3 separate regions of the Homo sapiens genome follow, and regions 2 and 3 are each linked to region 1. The links are chromatin loops, found by intact Hi-C in ENCODE. Cell type or tissue: Caco-2. All regions are shown on one strand. Region 1 has its middle 10 kb from the start of MED7. Region 2 holds the start of HAVCR1 (hepatitis A virus cellular receptor 1). Region 3 overlaps HAVCR1 (hepatitis A virus cellular receptor 1).

What was found. Peaks named below come from ENCODE experiments on the same cell type or tissue, not always from the same donor. Only the 100,000 strongest peaks of a DNase experiment are listed, where the experiment ranks them.
Region 2: a loop joins it to region 1, with 3 times the contacts of the local background. A loop is called at or near these places in 4 of 110 quality-filtered maps.
Region 3: a loop joins it to region 1, with 4 times the contacts of the local background. A loop is called at or near these places in 4 of 110 quality-filtered maps.

Annotation. Positions count from the first base shown.
Region 1 is chr5:157,128,617-157,136,616 of GRCh38, reverse strand. No RefSeq gene overlaps it. Among named protein-coding and RNA genes, the nearest start is that of MED7, 10 kb to the left of the region's middle. In Caco-2, a CTCF peak has its summit at 4,405; DNase peaks (open chromatin) are centred at 4,416 and 5,476.
Region 2 is chr5:157,055,636-157,063,635 of GRCh38, reverse strand. HAVCR1 (hepatitis A virus cellular receptor 1) reads left to right here and starts at 4,520. Exons shown (of 9, transcript NM_001173393.3): 1 at 4,520-4,715; 2 at 5,681-5,738. The coding sequence starts at 5,693. In Caco-2, no CTCF peak of the experiment used is centred here; DNase peaks (open chromatin) are centred at 4,345 and 5,148; H3K4me3 peaks cover 2,328 bases.
Region 3 is chr5:157,042,817-157,050,816 of GRCh38, reverse strand. HAVCR1 (hepatitis A virus cellular receptor 1) reads left to right here. Exons shown (of 9, transcript NM_001173393.3): 5 at 1,672-1,779. Among named protein-coding and RNA genes, the nearest start is that of HAVCR1, 12 kb to the left of the region's middle. RefSeq lists an enhancer at 114-673. In Caco-2, no CTCF peak of the experiment used is centred here; DNase peaks (open chromatin) are centred at 1,036, 3,596, 4,276 and 4,526.

The sequences.
Region 1 (8,000 bases):
CTGCACTCCAGCCTGGGTGACAGCAAAACTCTGTCTAAAATATATATATATATGTGTATGTATGTATATATGTATGACTATAGGTCAGTTCTCTATGAAATGTGCATGCTGTGCTTTCACAGATCCAGGGACTGTAAGTTATCCCTAGGTAGACACTTCTTTATCAGATAGGCAGTTGGTTGGCTAGTCTCAACTTTTGTTTTTTTCTGGTACGTAATGTGTTTGGTATAGACCTTTGGGCCTCAGAGACTCCAGAGGACATAGTTCAGGCTCTCAAGCTTAAATTGAAGTAGGGAGCATCACCTTGTGAGGGAGAAAGGTGGAAATTGCTTAGCACTTGAACAACTCTCCAAAGAAAATTCTCTTTCTTTGACTCTGAGAACCTTGAGGAAGGTGTTGGGTTGAGGTGCAAAACCAGTTTTTGGCCACTTTGAAAATCTTTGCATGTAAAAAACAGAATCACATAAGAGCCACAACACTACTTATATATGAACGTGTGTGTGTTGGGGGGAGGGGCGTTGAGGGATTAAAATGCCACTGGGGGGCCAGGCACAGTGGCTTATGCCTGTAATCCCAGCACTTTGGGAGGCTGAGGTAGGAGGATGGTTTTAGGTCAGGAGTTTGAGACTAGCCTAGGCAACATAGTGAGACCGTGTCTCTACAACAAATTAGAAAAAAAAATGCCATTGGGGAGGATCTGATCTTGCAGGTCTGTGACTAGGACCTGACATAAATTCCTAAAGTGTTCTGATATGAACTCTTGCTATTAGAGTGGAATGAAAAAAAAGCTCTAGTGGCCTTATATAAGGTCTTTTTAATCTTGTGTTAAAATATATCTCTGCACACCTACTTATAATGAATATTCTTGAAAGATTGATTCATTGAAGTGAAATATCTGGAAGGATCACCTTTTTAAGCAGCTTTTGAAATGACTAATGCCCAGGTCCCACACTGCGGAGATTCTGATTTCATTTTTTGGACTGGGGTACTAGCATTGGTTTTAAGAAATCAGAAGATGATTCTCTTGTGCAGTGGTTACAGAATGTTGCATTAATCAGTGCTCTGTTACTGCTGACAAAAACCCTACTTGAACTAATTTAAGCAAAAAGATGAATTTATATAAAGGATATGGGGTATGGGCTGGGTACGGTGGCTCACACTTATAATCCTAGTGCTTTGGGAGGTTGATGTGAGAGGATCACTTGAGCTCAGGAATTTGAGACCAATGGGGGCAACATAGTGAGACCTTCTCTCTCTTACAATTTAATTAAAAAAAGAAAGGATATGGGATATGTTGATTGAAGGATAAGTTGAATATATAAACCATGAGAAGGTCAGAAAGTGGATGAAGTTTTAAGTTAGTAGCCCTGGAGACCATCTTTCCTGTTAGCTTCATTCTCTTTACAGATGAACTTCTTTAATGATGTAGGTGGAGAACATGGCAGCTGACAGTTCCTAAGGGTTAAGTATTTCTATGTTTACCACTGTCTGGGAGTTCCCTCTCAAATGCAAACTTAAAAAAAATGAGGGGAGGTTAATTAACGAGCTAGACATGAGGAATTAGGGGTTGTATACTTGATTGCAACTGGGCAAATCAACTGGGACTTGGATCCCATAAGAATTTCACAGTCCCCGCTATGTCTATTTATGGAAGAGTCAGTCTGTCTCTCAGAGGAAGGAAGCGGTGCTGAGCTAACGATAACGAGAGATCTACTACAAATCAGGCACATGTGAACTTAATATAAATAACAAACATAAACGGATTGTACAAATTTGTATTCCCTTTATGAGAGTAGTTTTTCCCCAGCTATTCATTTATTCATGATATTCATTTGATGAATACTTACTGTGGTCTGCACTCTGCCTGATACTAGTTTAACTGTTGGATGTGTGGGAAGGGCGAAGGAAAATGTAAGAAAGATAATAAGACGAGTTAATTTTTGAAGGTGATAAGTTTGTGTCTTAACCACTCAGCCATTACAGCACCTTCAGAAGAATCTTGCTTCCAGTTATGTTCCTATTGCCTGTTCAAAGCACCTTGTCCACATTATCTTCCCTTTTCAAGGAATGTGTACATTTTTTTTTGTCTTTTAAAACTTTTTTTTTTTTTTTGAGATGGAGTCTCACTCTGTCACCAGGCTGGAGTGCAGTGGCGCAATCTTGGCTCACTGCAACCTGCAACTCCCTGGTTCAAGTGATTCTCCTGCCTCAGCCTCCCGAGTAGCTGGGACTACAGGCGTGCACCACCATGCCCAGCTAAGTTTTGTATTTTTAGTAGAGAAGAGGTTTCACCATGTTGACCAGGATGGCCTCGATCTCCTGACCTCGTGATCCACCTGCCTTGGCCTCCCAAAGTGCTGGGATTACAGGCGTGAGCCACCATGCCCGGCCTAAAACTTTTTTTTTCTTTTTAAGTAGAGATGAGGTCTCACTATGTTGCCCAGGTTGGTTTCAAACTCCTGAGCTCAAGTAATCCTCCAGCCTCCCGAAGTGCTGGGATTACAGGTGTGAGCCACCATGCCTAACCTCACATTTGTTAAGGAATTTAGAAGGCAACTTTGCTAGGCACGGTGACTCACACTTGTGATCCCATCACTGAGAAACTGAGGCAGGAGTATCACTTGAGTCCACGAGTTCGAGACCAGCCTGGGCAACATAGGGAGACCCCATCTCTACAAAAATATTTAAAAATTCGCTGGATGTGATGGCACATGACGGGTTCCAGCCATTCCAGAGGCTGAAGTAGAAGGGACACTGGAGTCCAGGAGGTCAAGGCTGCAGTGAGCCACAGTCATGCCACTGCACTCCAGCTTGAGTGACAGAGTGAGACCATGTCTCAAAAACATAAAGAAAGGCAGCTTCAACTCATGCACTGAGCCCTGAGGTTACTGGGAACGGCAGGTGCAAATATCTCATGAGGAGATAGAAAGTTGGCATAATTTGGATGAGAAAGGCTACTATGGCTGCAATATGGTGAGGGAGGAGGTTGGAGCTTCAGAAGCAGGTGGAGGACAGATGTGCATGATTTAGAGAACCAAGGGAAGGAATTGGGTTTTTATCTGAAATCTGATGAGAAATTATGTTTGCAATTGATTTCTCATCAGATTTTACTAAAATACAGAGAATCAGTAGGAAGGGTACTAGCTGTACTCTGATAGATTTCTAAGTACTGCAAATGGTGCTAAGTGCTTTGTAGCTGTTCTCTTATTTAATCCTTAGAACAATCCTGTGAAGAACCTTCTAAATCTGATGGTATTTATGGCTGTAAGTTGCTGGCAATGTTTTAATCTCTTTGTATAAATAAAGTCATTTTAGCCTTACAACTACTGAATGAAATCAGTATTCTTTTTACACTCATATTTCAGATGTGGAAGTGGAGGCTCAGAGAAGTTATGTAATTTACCCAAGGTTAACTGACTAGTGGGTGGCAAAGCCAGGATGGAAACTAGGCATTCTAGTTTTCCAAGCCTGAACACTCAACCTTCATACTTCATTGCCTCTCCATTCCCTCATGTTGTTACTAAGTCACGTAGGTAAGTAAGTAGCGAAACCAAGAGTGGAGCCAATATTTTGACCCTAAAATCCATGCTTGCAAATACTACTTGATACTGGGCTGAACAGATTTATAGATGGAAACTATGAGTTCCCTTTGAACATATTAAGGTGCTTATGTCTTAGCTTAGACTTCTATGAGTATCTTAAGGAGATTCTGTGCTTATAATTCTAATCTTCCTAAAAACTCTTAGTAGGTATTATCCCCATTTTATGAGTAATGAAAATTGAGGATTAGAGTTTAGGTTTGCTCAGGTTGGAATCTAGGTCAGGAATTGGCAAACTCTTTTGTAAAGATTCAATTAGTAAATATTTTAGGCATTGAGGACTGTACAGTTTCCATTGCAGCTACTCAACTGCTGTGGGTCGAAAGCAGCCATAGACAATGCATAAACAAGAGAGCTCGGTTCCAATACAGCTTTCTATATGGACATTGAATTTTGAATTTCAATAATTTTCATATGTGAATTATTCTGATTTTTTCCAACTATTTAGCATGTACAATTATTCTTAGATGTGAGAGTACAAAATCAGACAGCAGGCTGGATTTGGCTGGTGGGCTATGATGTAGGTAATTGGATTCTAAACTTTGGAGTGTTTTCACAAAGCTACTAATAAAAAATCACAGAAATATAAATTACAGAAGCTTCTTCATAGGATTAATCCAAGGATTAAATAGGAGAATGGCTACAAAGCACTTAAGTTTTATTTTATTTTTAATTGACAAATTATTTATTTGTGAGGTACAATGTAATGTTTTAATATATGCATACCGTACTGAGCCTTTTTTCTTTTGCATGCCACTGGCACTTAGAATTAAATTTGTGAGCGGGTTTCAAGTTGCGTTGTGATGAGGCTACCAGTAAGTGGCACTCTTACCTCAGATTTAAGAGCTGTAGCTGGTTGCAGAGTAGACTAAAATGAAGAAACTCAGAGGTACTGCTTACCCTAACTTAACTCTGGGTAGTTAGTGTCAGAATTAAATTGAATCATTAGATACGTACTTTGTCTGTTGAATTAGAGAAATGGTTGGTGTTGGAAAACACCCCAGAATCCTAGGGCTCTACTGTTTAATCAGCTGTATATCTCGGTTTCGTATATTAACTTCCTGCTGGGCGGCGTGGCTCATGCCTGTAATCCCAGCACTTTGGGAGGCCGAGGCAGGCGGATCACCTGGGGTCAGGAGTTCATAGACCAGCCTGACCAACATGGTGAAATCATGTCTCTACTAAAAATACAAAATTAGCCGGGTCCATCCTGGCTAATACGGTGAAACCCCGTCTCTACTAAAAATACAAAAAATTAGCTGGGCGTGATGGCAGGCGCCTGTAGTCCCAGCTACTCGGGAGGCTGAGGCAGGTGAATGGCGTGAACCCGGGAGGCGGAGCTTGCAGTGAGCCGAGATTGTGCCACTGCACTCCAGCCTGGGCGACAGAGCGAGACTCCGTCTAAAAAAAAAAAAAAAAAAAATTAACCGGGCATGGTGGCGCATGCCTGTAATTCCAGCTACTCGGGAGGCTGAGGCAGGAGAATTGCTTGAACCCGTGAGGCAGAGGTTGCAGCGAGCTGAGATTGCACCATTGTACTCCAGCCTGGACAACAGGAGAAAAACTACGTCTCAAAAAAGAAAAAACTTCCATAAAACTCAATTTCCTTAACAATGGTAAACATAATACACATCTCCGCATAGCGTAGGTACCATCTAACGCTGAGAATGAAAGAGAAGACCCATCCTAATTCTTTTAGTTTTTTTTTATTATACTTATTATATTAAGTTCTGGGGTATATGTGCAGAACGTGCAGGTTTGTTGCATAGGTAACACGTGCCGTGGAGACCCATCCTAATTCTTTCTGAAACTCATTTGCCTCGAAGCGACATACTCAGGGCCCGCTAAACATCTGTGCAGAAGCATCTGATCTGAAAGGGCAGCAGGAGTGCCCTGGAGGCTTAAGTGGTGCTTGATTCTGGGGCTCTGAGTCACTGCTACTTGCAGGGGAGACTGATAACGAAAAAAAAAAAAAAAAAAAGAGGAAGGCACAAATAATAGCAGAAATGAAAGGGGGGACATTATTATAGTAAAAAAGTAAAATATGGATTTTTTAATAAGTTAGAAAATTTAGACAAAATGGACACATTCTTAGAAAATTACCAATACAGATTGAGGAATAGGAAACCAGGATAATTCTCTAACAATTAAAATAAATGGATCAATAGTCAAAATCTTCTCACAAAGAAAACTTAAAAGTTCAAATAGCTATACTGGTGAATCTTAAAGTCAGCTGATTAGCAAAAGCAAATAAGCAAACAAAAACACAAAACCAAACAAACAAAAAATAGCTTTGCTGGCAAGTCTGCCAAACATTGCCAGAAAAAAATACAAAAATAAATGAATAAATAAATAAATAATGATTTCAGTCTTATACAGACTCTTTCAGAGAATAGAAAAACAGGAAGTATGTCCCAACTGTTTTTATGAGGCTAGCACAAAATACTAGCAAATTGGACCCAATAATATGTAAAAATAAAAGGTAATGTATTATGGTTAATCTGTGTTTATCTCAGGAATATAGAATAGATAATATGTCACAACAATATAAATTGAAGAAAAATCACTTGGTCATCTCAAAAGATATGCAAAAGGCAGTTATAAAATTTAGCATTGGCCAGGCGTGGTGGCTCATGCCTGTAATCCCAGCATTTTGAGAGGCTGAGGCAGGTGGATCGCTTGAGGTCAGGAGACCAAGACCAGCCTGGCCAACATGGCAAAACCGTGTCTCTACTAAAAATACAAAAAAAATTAGCTGGGCGTGGTAGCCCACACCTGTAATCAATCCCACCTACTTGAGAGGCTGAGGCAGGAGAATTGGATGAACCCAGGTAGCGGAGGTTGCAGTGAGCCAAGATCGTGCCACTGTACTCCAGCCTGGGTGACAGAGTGACACTCTGTCTCAAAAAATAAATAAATAAATAAATAAATTAGCGTCTATCCATGAAAAAGAAAAAACCTTTAGAACATTAGGAATAGAAGAAGACTTCCTTAATATAATAAATAGTAGCTCCATAAAACCTATAGCATGTATTATACTCAAGATGAAAACCTGTAAATTTCCTTTGAGAGCTGGAGTAAAACAAGGATGCCTGCTATCAAAATGTCTATTAAATACGTACTAGATTTCCTAACCAGCATGGTAAGGAAAAAAAAAAGTAGTATTGAAAAGGAAGGAACAAAACTGTCGTTATTTGCAGAAAATGGTTGTTAACATAGAAAATTCAGTGTAACCCACAGATAACTTATTAATGAGTTTACTGATTGCTGAGGAAAAAATATTCAAAAATCAATTTTATTCTGGTATACCAGCAACAAACAATAACTTAAAAATGAGATACTCAGCCAGGAGTGGTGGCTTATATCTGTAATCTCAGCACTTTGGGAGGCTGAGGCAGGAGAATCGCTTGAACCTGGAAGGTGGAGGTTGAGGTGAGCCGAGATTGCAACATTGCACTCCAGCCTGGGCAACAAGAGCGAAACTCCGTCTCAAAAAAAAAAGTTTTTTTCCTCTACTTCCTCACCAGCATTTATGTTTTCTTTTTTTCGTAATTGCTGTCTTGAGGTGAGATGATATCTCATTATAGTTTTGCTTTGCATTTCTTTTTCTTTTTTTTTTTTTTGAGATGGAGTTTCCCTCTTGTTGCCTAGGCTGGAGTGCAATGGTGTGACCTCAGCTAACTGCAACCTCTGCCTCTGGGATTATAGATGTGTGCCACCACACCTGATTAATTTTGTATTTTTAGTAGAGATGGGATTTCACCATATTGGTCAGGCTGGTCTCAAATTCCTGACCTCAAGTGATCCACCTGCACTGGCCTCCCAAAGTGCTGGGATTATAGGCATGAGCCACTGAGCCTGGACTGCATTTCTCTGATAATTAGTGTTGTTGAGCATTTTTTTCATATACTTGTTGGCCATCTTTATGTATTTTCTTTTGAGAAATGTTTGTACAGATCATTTGTTCATTGTAAAATCAGATTGTTTATTTTTTGCTATTGAGATGTTTGAGTTCCTTGTGTATTCTGGACATTTATCCTCCACTAGATGAATGAATAGCTTGCAAACACTTTCTCCCATTCTGTAGGTTGTCTTTTCATTCTTTTGATTGTTTCCTTTGATGCGCAGTTTTTGTTTGTTTGTTTGTTTTTTGAGACAGAGTCTCACTCTGTCACCCAGGCTGGAGTGCAGTGGCACGATCTTGGTTCACTGCAACCTCCGCCTCCCAGGTTCAAGTGATTCTCCCACCTCAGCCTCCTGAGTAGCTGGGATTACAGGCTCATGCCATGATGTCTGGCTAATTTTTGTGTTTTTAGTAGAGACAGGGTTTTGCCATATTGGCCAGGCTTGTCTCGAACTCCTGACCTCAGGTGATCCACGCCCCCTGGCCTCCCAAATTGC
Region 2 (8,000 bases), 73 kb after region 1:
GATGTTTTAAAAATCTGTATATTTATTTTTCAGTTAAAAGTTAGTTACATGAGGCCAGGAGTGGTGCTCACGCCTATAATCCCAGCACTTTGGGAGGCCAAGGCGGGCAGATCACTTGAGGTCAGGAGTTCGTGACCAGCCTAACCAACATGGTGAAACCCCGTCTCTGCTAAAATTACAAAAATTAGCCGGTGTGGTGATGCATGCCTGTAATCCCAGCTTCTTGGGAGGCTGAGGTAGGAGAATCGCTTGAACCCAGGAGGCAGAGTTTGCAGTGAGCTGAGATCGTGCCATTGCCCTCCAGCCTGGGCAAAAAAAGCGAAGCTCCATCTCAAAAAAAAAAAAAAAAATGTAAGTTACATGAGGCCAGGGGTCTTTGGTTCATTGGTACATTCCAGATGAATAGGATCATTTCTAACATATCGCAGATCATCAACAAATAATTGTTAAATGAGTACACTTTTGGTATTTTTATATATTTTCTTTCTTTCTTTCTTTCTTTCTTTTTTTTTTTGAGACAGAATCTCGCTCTGTCACCCAGGCTGGAGTGCAGTGGTGTGTGATCTCAGCTCACTGCAACCTCCACCTCCCAGGTTCAAGCGATTCTCTTGCCTCAGCCTCCCTAGTATCTGAGACTACAGGCACGCGCCACCACGCCTGGCTAATTTTTGTAGTTTTAGTAGAGACAGGGGTTTGCCATATTGGCCAGGCTGGTCTTGAACTCCTAACCTCAAGTGATCCTCCTGCCTTGGCCTCCCAAAGTGCTGGGATTACAGGTGTGAGCCACCATACTTGGGCTTTTATGTATTTTCTATGGTAAACATAGGTGGTACCCTGTAATTTTTATATCTTTGTAAAAGATATAAAAAAAAGAAGCATTATATTACTTGTTATGAAATCAGAGGAGTAAGTGAAGGAAAATAACTAGCTTAGGGCAGTGGGCAGGGCAGGAAGAGAACTGAAAGGTAGGAAGACAGTTTTGGAGGGAATTGCAGAAGTCTGGATTATAGAGGCCTAATATAAAGTGATGGGGATGAGGGAGAGACTGACAGGTACAATGATGTGGAGTTGGTGAGTCCCTAGTTGTGGAGGGGGCCTAAGAAGATCTTGCTGTGGTGAAAGCATGGGGAATATGAACAGCTGAACTGTTTTGCAGGAGGCTGGAGCTGGAGGTACGATGTGCGCTGAGATAGCAGGGAAGTAAGTGGTGATTGCAAGAAAGAACAGTGAATTATTTTCTTTTCTGAATTCTTTCTTTTTTTTGAGACAGGGTGTCAATCTGTTGTCCAGGCTGGAGTGCAGTGGCACGATCTCAGCTCACTGCAACCTCCACCTCCCGGGTTCGAGCAATTCTCCTGCCTCAGCCTCCCAAGTAGCTGGGATTACAGGCACCCACCACCGTGCCCGGCCCATGTTCTGAATCATTTCAATTCACTGCCGTTAATCTTGGTTTATACAGATGCAGCTCCCTAGTGAGCAGCTGGAAATTCAGCTTTGGTGCCCAAGTATTGTCACTTCCAGCTTTACCCTACAACTGGGATGCATCCTTCAGGGGGGTCATGAAGTTTGCCCTAAAGAGTAGTGATCCCTGGAGGTTGTATAGCTCATTAAAAAAATCCACTGTGCTATATTGTTTGGGAGTCTTTAGAACACAGGCGTCTCTCATGGGAGATGGTCCTGTGTCAGAAAATTCAACCCTATGGAATTGTACAGTTATGTAACATCTCAGAGCCTTGGCTCCACATCCCTGTCCTGGCTCTCTCTGGCTCATCATTTCCTCCAGTTGAAACACCCTCCACCCATTCTTCTCACATGTCACTTTTTAAGAAATTCTTCCCACCCCCCACATTCCGTCATCAAAATGAATGGTCTTTCCCTATGGGTTTGTGTTTCCATTTGTTTATCTATTCAATTAATAACTTTTTTTTTTTTGAGAAGTCTCACTCTGTGGCCCAGGCCAGAGTGCAGTGGCATGATCTCCGCTCAGGGTAAATTCTGCCTCCCGGGTTCAGGCGATTCTCTTGCCTCAGCCTCCTGAGTAGCTGGGATTACAGGCACCCGCCACCACGCCTGGCTAATTTTTGCATTTTTGGTAGAGTTGGGTTTCACCATGTTGGCCAGGCTGGTTTGGAACCCCTGACCTCAAGTGATCCTCCCACCTCGGCCTCCTTTGGATTACAGGTGTGAGCAACCATGCCTGGCTTCAACACTTAAATTGCCTTAAAGGAGTTTATGGTCTGGAGTTGGGTGCCACACAACACAGTCACTATGTGTGACAATTTAAATTTTATTTTTTTGTTTTTAATTAATTTATTTTTTTGAAAGCTCTGTCATCTAAGGCTTGAGTGCAGTGGTGCCATCTCAACTCCCCGAAGACTGTCTCCTGGGCTCAAGCAATCTGAAATTTTAATTAAAATGAAATTAAATAAAAATTTTTAGGCCAGGCATGGCGGCTCACACCTGTAATTCCAGCACTTTTGGAAGTTGAGATGAGCGTATCACTTGAGGCCAGGAGTTCCAGCCCAGCCTGGCCAACATGGTGAAACTCCACCTCTGCTAAAAATACAAAAATTAGCCAGGCATGGTGGCGCGTGTCTGTAGTCCCAGCTACTCAGGAGACTGTGGCAAGAGAATCACTTAAACCCAGGAGATGGAGGTTGCACTGAGCTGAGATTGTGACACTGCACTCCAGCCTGGGTGACAGAGTCAGGCTCTGTCTTGGAAAAAAAAAAAATTAAAAATGCCTTGGTTGCCTTAGCCACATTTCAAGTGCTCAATAGTCATATGTGGCTAGTGGCTGCTGTAGTGCACGACACTCACACAGAATAACTCTGTAACCAATATTCTACTGGAGACAGAATCGATCCTATGGAATTCAAATTCAAATCCTATGGAATTGTACAGTTATGTAACATCTCAGAGCACTGGCTCCACATCCCTGTCTTGGCTCTCTGTGGCTCATCAGTTCCAGAATAACTCCGTTACCAGAATAACTCCATTACTAAAATTCTACCGGGCAGCACTCTATAGGAGGGAATAGAGACAGACACCACATATATTGCACACACAGATAAAATGGATTAAGGAAAACAAGATAATAATAGTGAGAGGGACTGGTTGGCTACTTTAGATTGAAGGACCTGTGAAAAATGTCCAGGGAGGTCATATTTAAGCCGGGATAAAAATGAAAAGGAAAAAAGTGAAAATGGTGGGGCTGGGGAGCTAGATGGAGAACACAGCCACGGAAAAGGCCTTAGGGTTGAGGCAAGTTGGAAAGAAAGCTCTAGTAGCTGGGGCTGAGTCAGCAGGGGAGAGAGTGGTAGAAGAAATCTATGGGGTAGGTCAGGGCCAGACCACCAGGGCTTCAGTAATTTGAGTAAAGATTTAGGAATTATTATTATTATTATTATTATTATTTTTCTGAGAGAGTTATGAGAGGGTTATAAGTGGGGGAATGATGTAGTCTGATTATATATTTACCTTTACCTCACTTATCCTGATTTCATTAGTTGCTTACTTACCCATGTCCCTGCCCGATTGCACAAGTCTGGATTTTTGACGTCCCTAGTATATTGAGTCATGTCCCATCAGCTCAATATGTTAGTAATAACTGGTTGAATTGAATTAGCTTTTTTTTTTCAATCTTTTTTTCCTTAAGAAACAGGGTCTTGCTCTGTCACCCCGGCTGGTGTGCAGTGGCACAATCATAGCCTCCAACTGCTGGGCTCAAGCAACCCTCCTGCCTCAGCCTCCTGAGTAGCTGGGACTACGGTCAGGTACACAAGGCCTGACTATATTTTTTGTTCGTTTTTTTTGCAGAGAGGGAGTCTTGCTATGTTGCCCAGGTTGGTCTCAAACTCCTTACCTCAGGTGATCCACTTGCCTTGGCCTCCCAAAGTGTTGGGATTACAGGCGTGAGCCACTGTGCCTGGCAAGAAATGAATTTTTATTTTTATTTTTGAGATGGAGTTTTGTTCTTGTTGTCCAGGCTAGAGTGCAATGGCTTGATCTCGGCTCACTGCAACCTCCACCTTCCAGGTTCAAGCAATTCTTCTACCTCAGCCTCCTAAGTAGCTGGGATTACAGGCGCCCGCCACCACCCCCAGCTAATTTTTGTATTTTTAGTAGAGTCGGGGTTTCACCGTGTTAGCCAGGCTGGTCTTGAACTCCCGACCTCAGGTGACTGGCCTACTCGGCCTCCCAAAGTGCTGGGGTTACAGGCACGAGCCACCATGCCCGGTCAAGAAATGAATTTTTAAACGCTGCCATACAAAACACTATGCTGAGATCATCCACTTCCCCATGAACCCTGTCATGAGCTGCAAGATACAGACCACCACTGCCTCCTTGGAAGTTACTGAATTCTTAGACCAGAAGAGGAGTTAATGAAGTACTAGGCAAGCTTACTCATGTTTGTATGGTTTAATGATTAACAGCAGAAGTCAACAGCCCGATTTAACGCATGTGGGTGCTTGACACAGAGCCTGCTATATAGTATTCTCCAAAAACCTCAGCTAGTGCTATTACTGCATATGATGTAGGTTTAGTTTTCCAAGTTCTTCCGTGGCCCTTTTTGCTTATTATATCAATCCTTGGTGGGAGATAGAGGAAGCATTTTTAGTGCTATTTTACAACTGAGGAAATAGAGGTTTGAAGAGAACTCAGGAACTCTCAGGGTTACCCAGCATTGTGAGTGACAGAGCCTGGATCTGAACGTAAGTCTGCTCCAGACTTCTGTTTCCTGAAGCATTCTCTTGAAGTCCCTTGGTAAGGAGGTGTAGTCTGAAGCATGTTGTACAGGAGCATGAAAGGTTAGGCACAGTGATTCACATTCACTCTCAATTTCTCTTGCTAATGGCAAACTTGGCAATATGACTGTTAAGGCTAGGGATAAGTCGTTGTGGCCACTGAGTAGGAAAAGCTCCACGTCCACCAGAGGCCCAGTTTACTCTGAAAAGCAAGTGCATCTCTGCCACTGGAAGGCTGGCATTTGCTCTCGTGCTGCCATTGAGCCACGCTGGTTCTCTGCTTCCAGTTTCCTTTTCTTTTCTTTTTTTTTGTTTTGTTTTTTGAGACGGAGTCTTGCTCTGTCGCCCAGGCTGGAGTGCAGTGGCGCGATCTCGGCTCACCGCAAGCTCCGCCTCCCGCGGGTTCACGCCATTCTCCTGCCTCAGCCTCCCGAGTAGCTGGGACTACAGGCGCCAGTGACCACGCCCGGCTAATTTTTTGTATTTTTAGTAGAGACGGGGTTTCACCCTTTTAGCCAGGATGGTCTCGATCTCCTGACTTCGTGATCTGCCCGCCTTGGCCTCCCAAAGTGCTAGGATTACAGGTTTGAGCCACCGCGCCCGGCCCTGTTTCCTTTTTGTTTGTTCCCCTGATACCCTGTATCAGGACCAGGAGTCAGTTTGGCGGTTATGTGTGGGGAAGAAGCTGGGAAGTCAGGGGCTGTTTCTGTGGACAGCTTTCCCTGTCCTTTGGAAGGCACAGAGCTCTCAGCTGCAGGGAACTAACAGAGCTCTGAAGCCGTTATATGTGGTCTTCTCTCATTTCCAGCAGAGCAGGCTCATATGAATCAACCAACTGGGTGAAAAGATAAGTTGCAATCTGAGATTTAAGACTTGATCAGATACCATCTGGTGGAGGGTACCAACCAGCCTGTCTGCTCATTTTCCTTCAGGCTGATCCCATAATGCATCCTCAAGTGGTCATCTTAAGCCTCATCCTACATCTGGCAGGTAAGTGAGTAGGTGCCCTGGGCGGGAAGAAGGGAGTAGAGGGGGGTTAGAAGCCAGAGAATGGGGTAGGGGAAGGGGAGGGGATGGTGGTGGTGGATTAATGTAGATGTTCTTTGGGTACCGTTGTATGGCTATGAGTTAACTAGTGAGCAGGACCAGAATAAAGTTTTAGGCCAAAGAAATTGCTTAACTGCTGTGAATTACAACATTCATGGCTAAATGAACAAGGCAAGATGCAGCACAGTGTGTCACAGGCTGCCCTTTGTGTTTAAACAAAAAGGGTGTGGTTAGATGTATATGCATAGACACATGTATATAGGAAATAGTGACAGTGGGTAATGTGGGATGGGGGCAGAGGGTGGGAGGTGGAGGGAGAGTTAATCCTTATTGTATTTTTTTGTGCCTTCCGATTTTTTTCAGCCACATTCAATTCTCTTTCTTTCTTTCTTTCTTTCTTTCTTTCTTTCTTTCTTTCTTTCTTTCTTTCTTTCTTTCTTTCTTTCTTTCTTTCCTCTCTCTCTCTCTCTCTCTCTCTTCATGAGGTCTCACTCTGGAGTGCAGTAGGGCAATCTTTTTTTTTTTGAGACAGAGTCTCACTCTGTCGCCCAGGCTAGAGTTCAGTGGCGTGATCTCGGCTCACTGCAGCCTCCGCCTCCTGGGTTCAAGCAATTCTCTGCCTCAGTCTCCCAAGTAGCTGGGATTACAGGTACCTGCCACCACTACCAGCTAATTTTTTTGTATTTTTAGTAGAGACAAGGTTTCCCCATCTTGGCCAAGCTGATCTTGAACTCCTGACCTTGTGATCCACCTGCCTCGGCCTCCCAAAGTGCTGGAATTATAGGCGTGAGTCACCGCGCCTGGCCTAGTTGGGCAATCTTGATTCACTGCAACCTCGACCTCCTGGGCTCAAGTGATTCTCCCACCTCAGTCTCCCAAAGTGCTGGGATTATAGGCGTTAGCCACCACATCTGGCCTAAGTATTTTATTTTGAAATAAACACTTTAATTCAAAACATTCTATGAGATAAGGAAAGAGTAAAATAGACATATCCTAATTTTTAAACACAAATTTCTGGAGTGATATATGCCTTTGGGATTATGGGGGAAAAATAATCTCTCATTATATACTTCTATAACCAAATTGTAATAGCATGCATTATATGTGTAATCCAAAAAAATGATACTAGTATTAGGCAAAATTAAACAAGAATTTCTTGGTGGCCGGGCGTGGTGGCTCACACCTGTAATCCCAGCACTTTGGGAGGCCAAGGCGGGCAGATCACGAGGTCAGGAAATCGAGACCATCCTGGCTAACATGGTGAAACCCCGTCTCTACTAAAAATACAAAAAAATTAGCCGGGCGTGGCGGCGTGTGCCTGTAGTCTCAGCTGCTGGGGAGGCTGAGGCGGGAGAATGGCGTGAACCTGGGAGGCGGAGCTTGCAGTGAGCCGAGATCACACCACTGCACTCCAGCCTGGGCGACAGAGCAAGACTCTGTCTCAAAAAAAAAAAAGAAGAAATTCTTTTTAGAAAGACTTTGTCTAAAAAAAAAAATTAAAAGAATGCTAGCATAGAAAAATGCTTATAATCTCAAATTTTAAAAATTCCAGCTATATCAGCTAACTTGGAAAAAGGGGAAAAACCTTCCAGCTATAATGTCTATTTACAAGGCTGGGCATGGTGGCTCATGCCTGTAATCCCAGCACTTTGGGATGCTCAGGTGGGTGGATCACTTGAGGTCAGGAGTTCAAGACTAGCCTGTCTCTACTAAAAATACAAAAATTAGCCGGGCGTGGTGGCATGTGCCTGTAATCCCAGCTACTTGGGAGGCTGATGCATGAGAATTGCTTGAACCCAGGAGGCGGGGGTAGCAGTGAGCCAAGATCTTTGCGCCACTGCACTACAGCCTGGGTGACAGAGCAAGACTCTGTCTTAAAAAAATAAAAAATAAACAATTAAAAAATGAATAAAATATTTTTTTAAAGAAAGTAAAACAAGTAAAAAAAATTAAGAGAATTTTTTTTTGGGGGAGGGGGAGACAGAGTCTGCTCTGTCACCCAGGCTGGAGTGTAGTGGCACGAGCTCAGCTTGCTGCAACCTCCGCCTCCCAGGTTCAAGCACTTCTCCCTGCCTTAGCCTCCTGAGTAGCTGGGATTACACCACTACACCCCGCTAATTTTTGTAATTTTTTTTTTAGTAGAGATCGGGTTTTGCCATGTTGGCTAGGCTGGTCTTGAACTCCTGACCTGGGTTGATCTGCCTG
Region 3 (8,000 bases), 86 kb after region 1:
GGATTTTAGAGCCATAAAAGTTTTGTAAGAAAAACAGTTTTGTTCCAGGCAGCCGCACACACTAGAGAGTCTGTTAGACTTTCTCAATGTTGATTTCACTTTCTAATACTTAGCTTGTGTCTGCTAAGGTGGATGGATTAGTGGACTGGTTTTGGAGAACATCCCCAAGTCACTGATTTCATTTAAAGCCGAGATATGGGAGAAAGTTGCCTTTCTCCTAAGAGTTGGTTTATATGGCTATAACTTGGAGGATGGTATCACTTGAGGTTATTCTTATCTGGATAGTTCTCTAAAGAGTTTGCATGAGTTGAACATTACAGTCCAGGAATGAGAGAACCCTGGAGCAAATAGAACGCAGGGACATTTATCTTTGCATCCAATCTTCCCTGCTCAGTGCCCCTAGTACCTGCTTGCTGCCTAAAACTCCAGGGAACAATTGTATGTATGGTTGTAGGAGCAGTGGAGAAAAGAAAGATGCCATAAGGACCCAAACTTAGGAAAGAAGTTAAGCTCAAGAGATCTTTTGCACAGAACTCAATTGGGTACAGACTGCCCACGTGACTCTCCTGTGTTGTTCTGTTTTTCGTTCCGAAAGAGAGCCACATCCTCTTACAGGTTTGAGCACTAGAGGAAAACAGGAAAAAGTTGAGAACAGGAGAAAGAGCGATGTTGAAAAGTGAAGTTATTGAGACTGTGGTGGAGAAAGAGAAACAGACCAGTGAGAGGCAATAAGGAAAGCCAGGTTTGGGAATTCATCCAGTCACCGTCACTAATTGACTCTAAATTTCTGTGGTGCTCTAAGAGAAGGGAATCATGTAAATGCTTTGTGAAGAGGCAAGTGATCAACTTTGCAAATAAGGTGAGATATCTGATAGGAAATAAAGGAGGGATTTCAGGAAAGGAAAGGGGAATGTAGCCCTATGCTGGAGAATTCCTAATGGAAGCTTTACCGTGAGAAGTGTAAGATGAGTCAGAAAACACAGGAAATCACCCCTAAAGGAATGACTAGAATGCAGATGCAGAAGGAGCTGGGGTCAGGTCCTGCCAGGAACCTTACCTTTAGGGTTGTAAATCATTACCAAGGCTGACATTGGGCAATATTGTCAGCTTTAAGAGACCTCAAGGAATTAATATTGTATCTATTCTCTGTTAGTTATTAGATGTGTGGATAATTGAACTTGAGTAAGGCCAGGAAACCCAGAATGGGGCTGTTGTGAAGGGGGTAGGGCATGTTAGTGCAAATTCCTAAGCCCCCATTTTCTGAAAGTGAAATATCACTTGTATGAATAAAATAAAGCTTAATTGGGTATTCTACATAAAATGCCCTGTTGTTGGCTTTGTCTATTTAGAGGGAACCTGGGAGTATAGAAAGTTTGAGATAATCGTATATATTGACTATGTGGAACATTATCTAGATCGCATTTCCTCATGTTAATGAGATAATTAGATAGCAGGGCAATGCCTGAAGGCCATCTTTGAATACATTTCTAAGAGGAGCCGAAAGGTTCAGAAGTGGGTCGGTAGAAGCCCTGCATGCCCACTGTGGAAGGCCAGGAGAAGGGCCCATGGAAAGGTGATGGTAATTCCTGATTCTAGTTTTGTTCTTTATTTTTCTTGGGGTGCACATTTTCCTCCACAAATGGAACAATTCTTCCATTCTTTTCATTCCAGTAGCCACTTCACCATCTTCACCTCAGCCAGCAGAAACCCACCCTACGACACTGCAGGGAGCAATAAGGAGAGAACCCACCAGCTCACCATTGTACTCTTACACAACAGGTAACTGCGTTCTCTTTCCTGAAGACCTGGGATCATTCAAACCTTGATAACCATTGACTTTGTTGAGAGCACACGCTCTGGAATACGACTGATCTGAGTGCCAACACCAGGCACACAGATCAGTCATTTGACTTGTACAAATATCTACCCTTTCTGAATGTTTTGTCATTGGTGTGTGTGTGTGTGTGTGTGTTTTCTTTTTTTTTCTGAGATGGAGTCTCGCATTGTTGCCCAGGCTGGAGTGCAGTGGCACGATCTCGGCTCACTGCAAGCTCCGCCTCCCAGGTTCACGCCATTCTCCTGCCTCAGCCTCCCGAGTAGCTGGGACTACAGGCGCCCGCCACCACGCCCGGCTAATTTTTTGTATTTTTAGTAGAGTCGGGGTTTCACCGTCTTAGTCACGATTGTCTCGATCTCCTGACCTCGTGATCTGCCCGCCTCCACCTCCCAAAGTGCTGGGATTACAGGCATCAGCCACCGTGCCCAGCTGTTTTGTCATTTGTAAAAAGGATGTAATACCAAGATCTTGCAGAATGCTTGTGAGGATCAAATGGGATGAAAGATTTGGGACATGGTTACAGGGGGTAAGTGATAAATATAATAGCAGCTATTATTATTATTCCTTAGAACATCAAGAATCCAAATGCCTGACTGCACAGATAGCTTATGTGATTTGGAAACATCCACATGCATATTACCTTGTTTTTAGAAATCAAATCAACCAGTCTTGAATCTGAACATATTATTTTGACTTGATTCCTTGGGCCAGGGCCTTAAAACAATTAAATCCAGCCCTCTGATGTTTAGCTCAAACACCAGACCCTATGCTTCTGACAAGTCCCAGACCCCAAAAAGTACCAGGAGGCTTCCACTGATTCATCAAATTTGTATTTACATGAGCATTCTCAGATGGGGCTATGATTTGAATGTTTGTGTCCTCGCTATTAAGGGAAACTCCCAAACTGGGTTTTCTGTCTCTTCTCACACCACGTCAACAACAATCATCAACTCAGATGAAGACTTCTGTGACCGAATGTGTGGAGTTTTTTCCCCATACATCAAGCAGTGGACACCGGCTGTGTCTTTAATTCAGTTCTTACACTGTCTACCCGGAGAGAGGGTCATATCCCACAGGTAAGGGGCTCAGTCCCCAAGACTGCCCCTCCCAACCCCACCACACACACCAGTCACAAGTTCGGGTCTCTGGAACTTCTGAGCGGCCAGTTTCAAGTTGGGGTTCCCACAACCCTCTCTTTGGGTTCTATTAATTTCCTGGAGTGGCTTCCAGAACTCAGGGAAACACTTATGTTTACCAGATAATTATAAAGGATATTGCAAAGGATACTGATGATGAGATGCACAGGATGAGGTATATGGGAAAGGGTTCCATGCTCTTCCTTGGGAACTTCACCTTCTAGGAACCTCCAAGTGTTTGACTATCTGGAAGCTCTCAAAACCTAGTCTTCTTGTACTTTTTTTTTTTTTGAGACGGAGTCTTGCTCTGTCATCACCCAGGCTAGAGGGCAGTGACATGATCTTGGCTCACTGCAACCTCTGCTCCCAAGTTCAAGCAATTCTCCTGCCTCAGCTTTCCAAGTAGCTGGGATTACACGTATGCGTCATCCTGCCCGGCTAATTTTGTATTTTTAGTAGAGATGGGGTTTCATCATGTTGTCCAGGCTGGTCTTGAACTCCTGACCTCAGGTGATCTGCCCACCTCAGCCTTCCAAAGTGTTGAGATTACAGGCGTGAGCCACCGCACCCAGGCCTTTTGGGTTTTTATGGAAACTTCAAGACATCAACATTCCATCCCCCAGGGGCACAGGGAAGGACTCTCTCTGGGAAGTGTCTTATGACCCACAATCAGAAAGGCGGGGGAAATTAAAGTTCTGCCTTGTCAGGTGAAAGGAGAGCAGGAGAAAGTCCAATATTGTTTCCTGAGGTCAAACATACTTACCATGATAAGAAAAGACTATAATCAGGGATATGGGAGTTATGAGCCAGGAACCATGCACAGACCTCTATCTATCTATATATGTATGTATAATCTCATAACACCACACCCCTAAATTCATGTTGATAGATAATTCCCAAATTCATGTTGATAGCTAATTCCCAATGCAAGTATTAAGAGCTGGGGCCTTCGGAGCATGATTAGGTCATGAGAGCCCCGCCTTCATGAATGGAATCAATGCTCTTATAAAAGGCCCAAGTTACATTTTCTGGATGGGAGAGAAACAATAAATTAATTAGTTAAACAAAAAGAGGCCCAAGGGAACTTGTTTGACCCTTCCCCCATATAAGAACAAATAGAAGACACCATCTATAGGAAAGAGGACCCTCACTAGATTGAGTAATCAGCCTGTGCCTTGATCTTGGACTACCCAGCCTCGAACTGTGAGCAATAAATTTCTGTTTAAATTACCCAATCTAAGCTATCTTATCATAGCAGCCTGAACAGACTAAGACAGATGAGTTGAGGACACCCACACCAACATCAAAGAGGCATGACCCTCTGAGATCCTGCTACTCTGCTCCAAACAATCCTTACTATTCTTTCAAGTCTGAACAGGCCTCTTAGAGTCTCTGCTCCTTGGAAGTGTAGAATTGACCTGTCTTTCCTTGTGATGGAGAAAGTTGATGCTGAAACCTGTCATCTTTCCCAGCTAACTCTCCTTGTTTCCCTTAGTGGTAAGCTCTGGGAGTGCCCTGTGCTGAGCTCCTCTGTGATGCTGAGCTGGCTCTGTGTCCTTGTGTGGCATCCAAGCAAGGTCACACCTTGCAGGCCTCCTTGTGTGTATGACTCATTGTACTCAGCTGTTGCCAATCTGTAGGCAGCTGCTCCCCAGCCTACATGGCCTACTTTTTTTGCCAATCATTCCTGGTAGCTGGTTAATTTAAAATGGACCTGCAGTGTGATTCACAGAGGGACTCATTCAACTGGGATTAGATAATGGCGACATTTCGTTTTGAAAGTGTAATCCTCAGCGCAAACTGTTTCCAGGCACAAAAGCAAAATGAAAATAGATAAAAACACAACGTAACAGTGGTAGGAGCAGCTGCACCCCACTCTTTGAGAGTGTAAGGAGGAAGAAAGTAGGAGTGGGGAATCATTCTCCGAAATACTATGTCAGTGAAACCTGGTCAAAGTAGAGTTTTCCAGGTGGAACAGACAGTGGAGCAGCTGTATCCCCAGGATTTGTGTGGCTGCTGCCATTTTGGCCGTGGATCCAAGGCTCTTGGGCCAAGTTCTTACTGTGCCTGGGTTGGCCCTCAGTTGCCTAAAGCCCATGGAAGCAAGGAATATTAGATCTGGAAAGGATTGGAGCTGTCATATGGCCCACTACCCACCTTTGACAGATGTATGTGCCAGGAAATGGATATATTATCTTGTTTAATTCTTTCAAGGCAGGCCATATTTAATGCTATTGCCAGATTGAGGAGGCGCTATAAATCTGCTCTGGAGACACACAACTCCCATTTCAGCTATAAGTTACTAGTTCTGTGCCCACAGGAAAATTGTTGAACATTCCTCTTTGAATGATTAGAGTATATGATATTTGGAAAGTGCATTGCATAGTATCTATCCCTCCCTCCTCCCCACTCCTCTTCCCATTATATAATAATAATAGCTTAGTGCCAACCACTTTACATGCATCATCTAATTTAATTGTAACAACTTGATGGGCTGTGTACTATTAATAGGTTGTAGTTCATGCGTACTGTAGCTAGAAATATATATATAGTAGTTTTCCCCTTATCTGCAGTTTTGCTTTTCTGTAGCAGTCAACTATATTCCTCAAATACTAAGATATTTTGAGAGAGACTAAATTCCCATAGCTTTTATTACAGTTTATTTCTATAATTTTTCTATTATATTATTTATTGCTGTTAATATCGTTCTGTGCCTAATTTGTAAATTGAACTTTTATCATAGGTATGTATATCTAGGAAAAACATGGTCTCTATAGGGTTTGGTACTATCCTTGGTTTCATGCATCTACTTGAGGGTCTTGGAACATATCCCCTGTGGATAAGGGGGCACTACTGTATACACACACACACATACACACATAAACACACACCCCTTTATATACCTATACATACATACATAACTGTGTGTATGAAAAGGACCTTGAGTATCAAAGTTACATTGCTAACAGACATTGTCAGCATTGAACTGAAATTTTATTGACTCCGGTCCGTGCTGTTTTTCTGCATCACCCCATCCTCTTCCTGAAACTGTTACTTAAGGTCATAATACCTGTCACAAACAGGGCTGAGATTCTATATATTGCATAAACCTACATATTGCTTTTGGCTTTCTTTTCTCCTTCCTTCCTTCCTTCCTCCCTCCCTCCTTTCTTTCTTTCTTTCTTTCTTTCTTTCTTTCTTTCTTTCTTTCTTTCTTTCTTTCTTTCTCTTTCTTTCTTTCTTTCTTTCTTTCTTTCCTTCTTTCTTTGTCTTTCTTTCTCTCTCCTTCCTTCCTTCCTCCTTTCTTCTTTCCTTTCTTTCTTTCCTTCCTTCCTCCTTCCTTCCTTCCTTCCTTCCTTCCTTCCTTCCTTCCTTTCTTTCTTTCTTTCTTTCTTTCTTTCTTTCTTTCTTTCTTTCTTTCTCCTTCCTTCCTTCCTTCCTTCCTTCCTTCCTTCCTTCCTTCCTTCCTTCCTTCGTCCTTTCTTTCTCCCTTCCCTTCCCTTTCCTTCCTTCTTTCTCAGTCTCACTCTGTTGCCCAGGCTGGAGTGCAGTGGCACAATCTTGGCTCACTGTAATCTCCACCCCCTGAGTTCAAGCAATTCTTGTGTCTCAGCCTCCCAAGTAGCTGGAATTACAGATGTGCAGCATCACGCTGGCTAATTTTTTATATTTTTAGTAGAGATGGGGTTTCACCACATTGGCCAGGCTGATCTTGAACTCCTGACTTCAAGGGATCTGCCTGCCTCAGCCTCCCTAAGTGCTGGGATTACAGGCATGAGCCACTGTGCCTGGCCTTGCCTTTGGCTTTCTAGGAAGCCTCAGAAGCAGTAAAATGTAAACACAGTAATGTAAATGTTGGGGAGATATTAGTCCAAGTTTATTCATGTTGAGCCCTATAGCATTGTCACCAGTTACAGAATTTCATAGACCTAAGTATTTCCATTTGATAGAAGTGCAATGTGTTGTGTAGGTTATCAGCAGAGGCTCTTGTCACTTAATTAGAAATCATCGTTTAACCATTTCCTGTGTATTTCTTTATCCATAAAAATGGGATTAAGGAACTAACTGGTTGTTAGAAGGTAAAGTGTTCACTACATGGTAGATGCTCAGTAAAAAGTCAGTTCTGTATTTGACCTATAGTTGTCTAGGAAGGCCAACAGAATATACTCTTTTTTGGGGACAGGGTCTCACTCTGTTGCCCAGCCTGGAGTGCAGTGGTGCCATCACAGCTCACCGAAACCTCTGCCTCCAAGGTTCAGGGATTCTCCTACCTCAGCCATCCGAGTAGCTAAGTCTACAGGCATGTGCCACCATGCCCAGCTAATTTTTTGTATTTTTTGTTAGAGATGGGATTTCACTATGTTGGCCAGGCTGGTCTTGAACTCCTGACCTCAAGTGATCCGCCTGCCTTGGACTCCCAAAGTGCTTGGGTTTATAGGCATGAGCCACCCATGCCTGGCTGAGAATATACTGTCTATTACAAAGCAGATATTTTAAAACATGTTGAAATTTTTAAATGTTCAACTCTAAGAGAAATGTATCTTATATATTACATAAAATCTTAATCCTTATATGGCATAATATGCTTGATCTGGTGGCTGCCATATTTTCTAAAGCACTTCTAGATCAAAATGTAAGCACATCGGCAACAACACAGGAGTTATATGCCACCTGTTTTTGATATTACAGCATATTTTACTCCTTCTGAATATAAAACCAATATGATGTCCATTCTGAAAAGGGTGGTTCTGGTTTTTGGATGTACATGCCTCTGACCATTCATTTACAGCTGTTTAGATAGCATAAAAGTATTGATTGCCTTTAAATGGCATTCTTAACCTGGTTCCATGAATGGGCTTCTGTGATGACCCTAAAATAGTAGATAAAATTCATGTGTGTGCACATGCATTATTTTTTTAATAAAGAAAAAACAAGAGTCCATTTTCAAAGAGCCGGTGACAGAAAGGTTAAGAAATACAACTTTACAGGAGAAATTAATATAACATTAATAACTTGGTATGACTCTT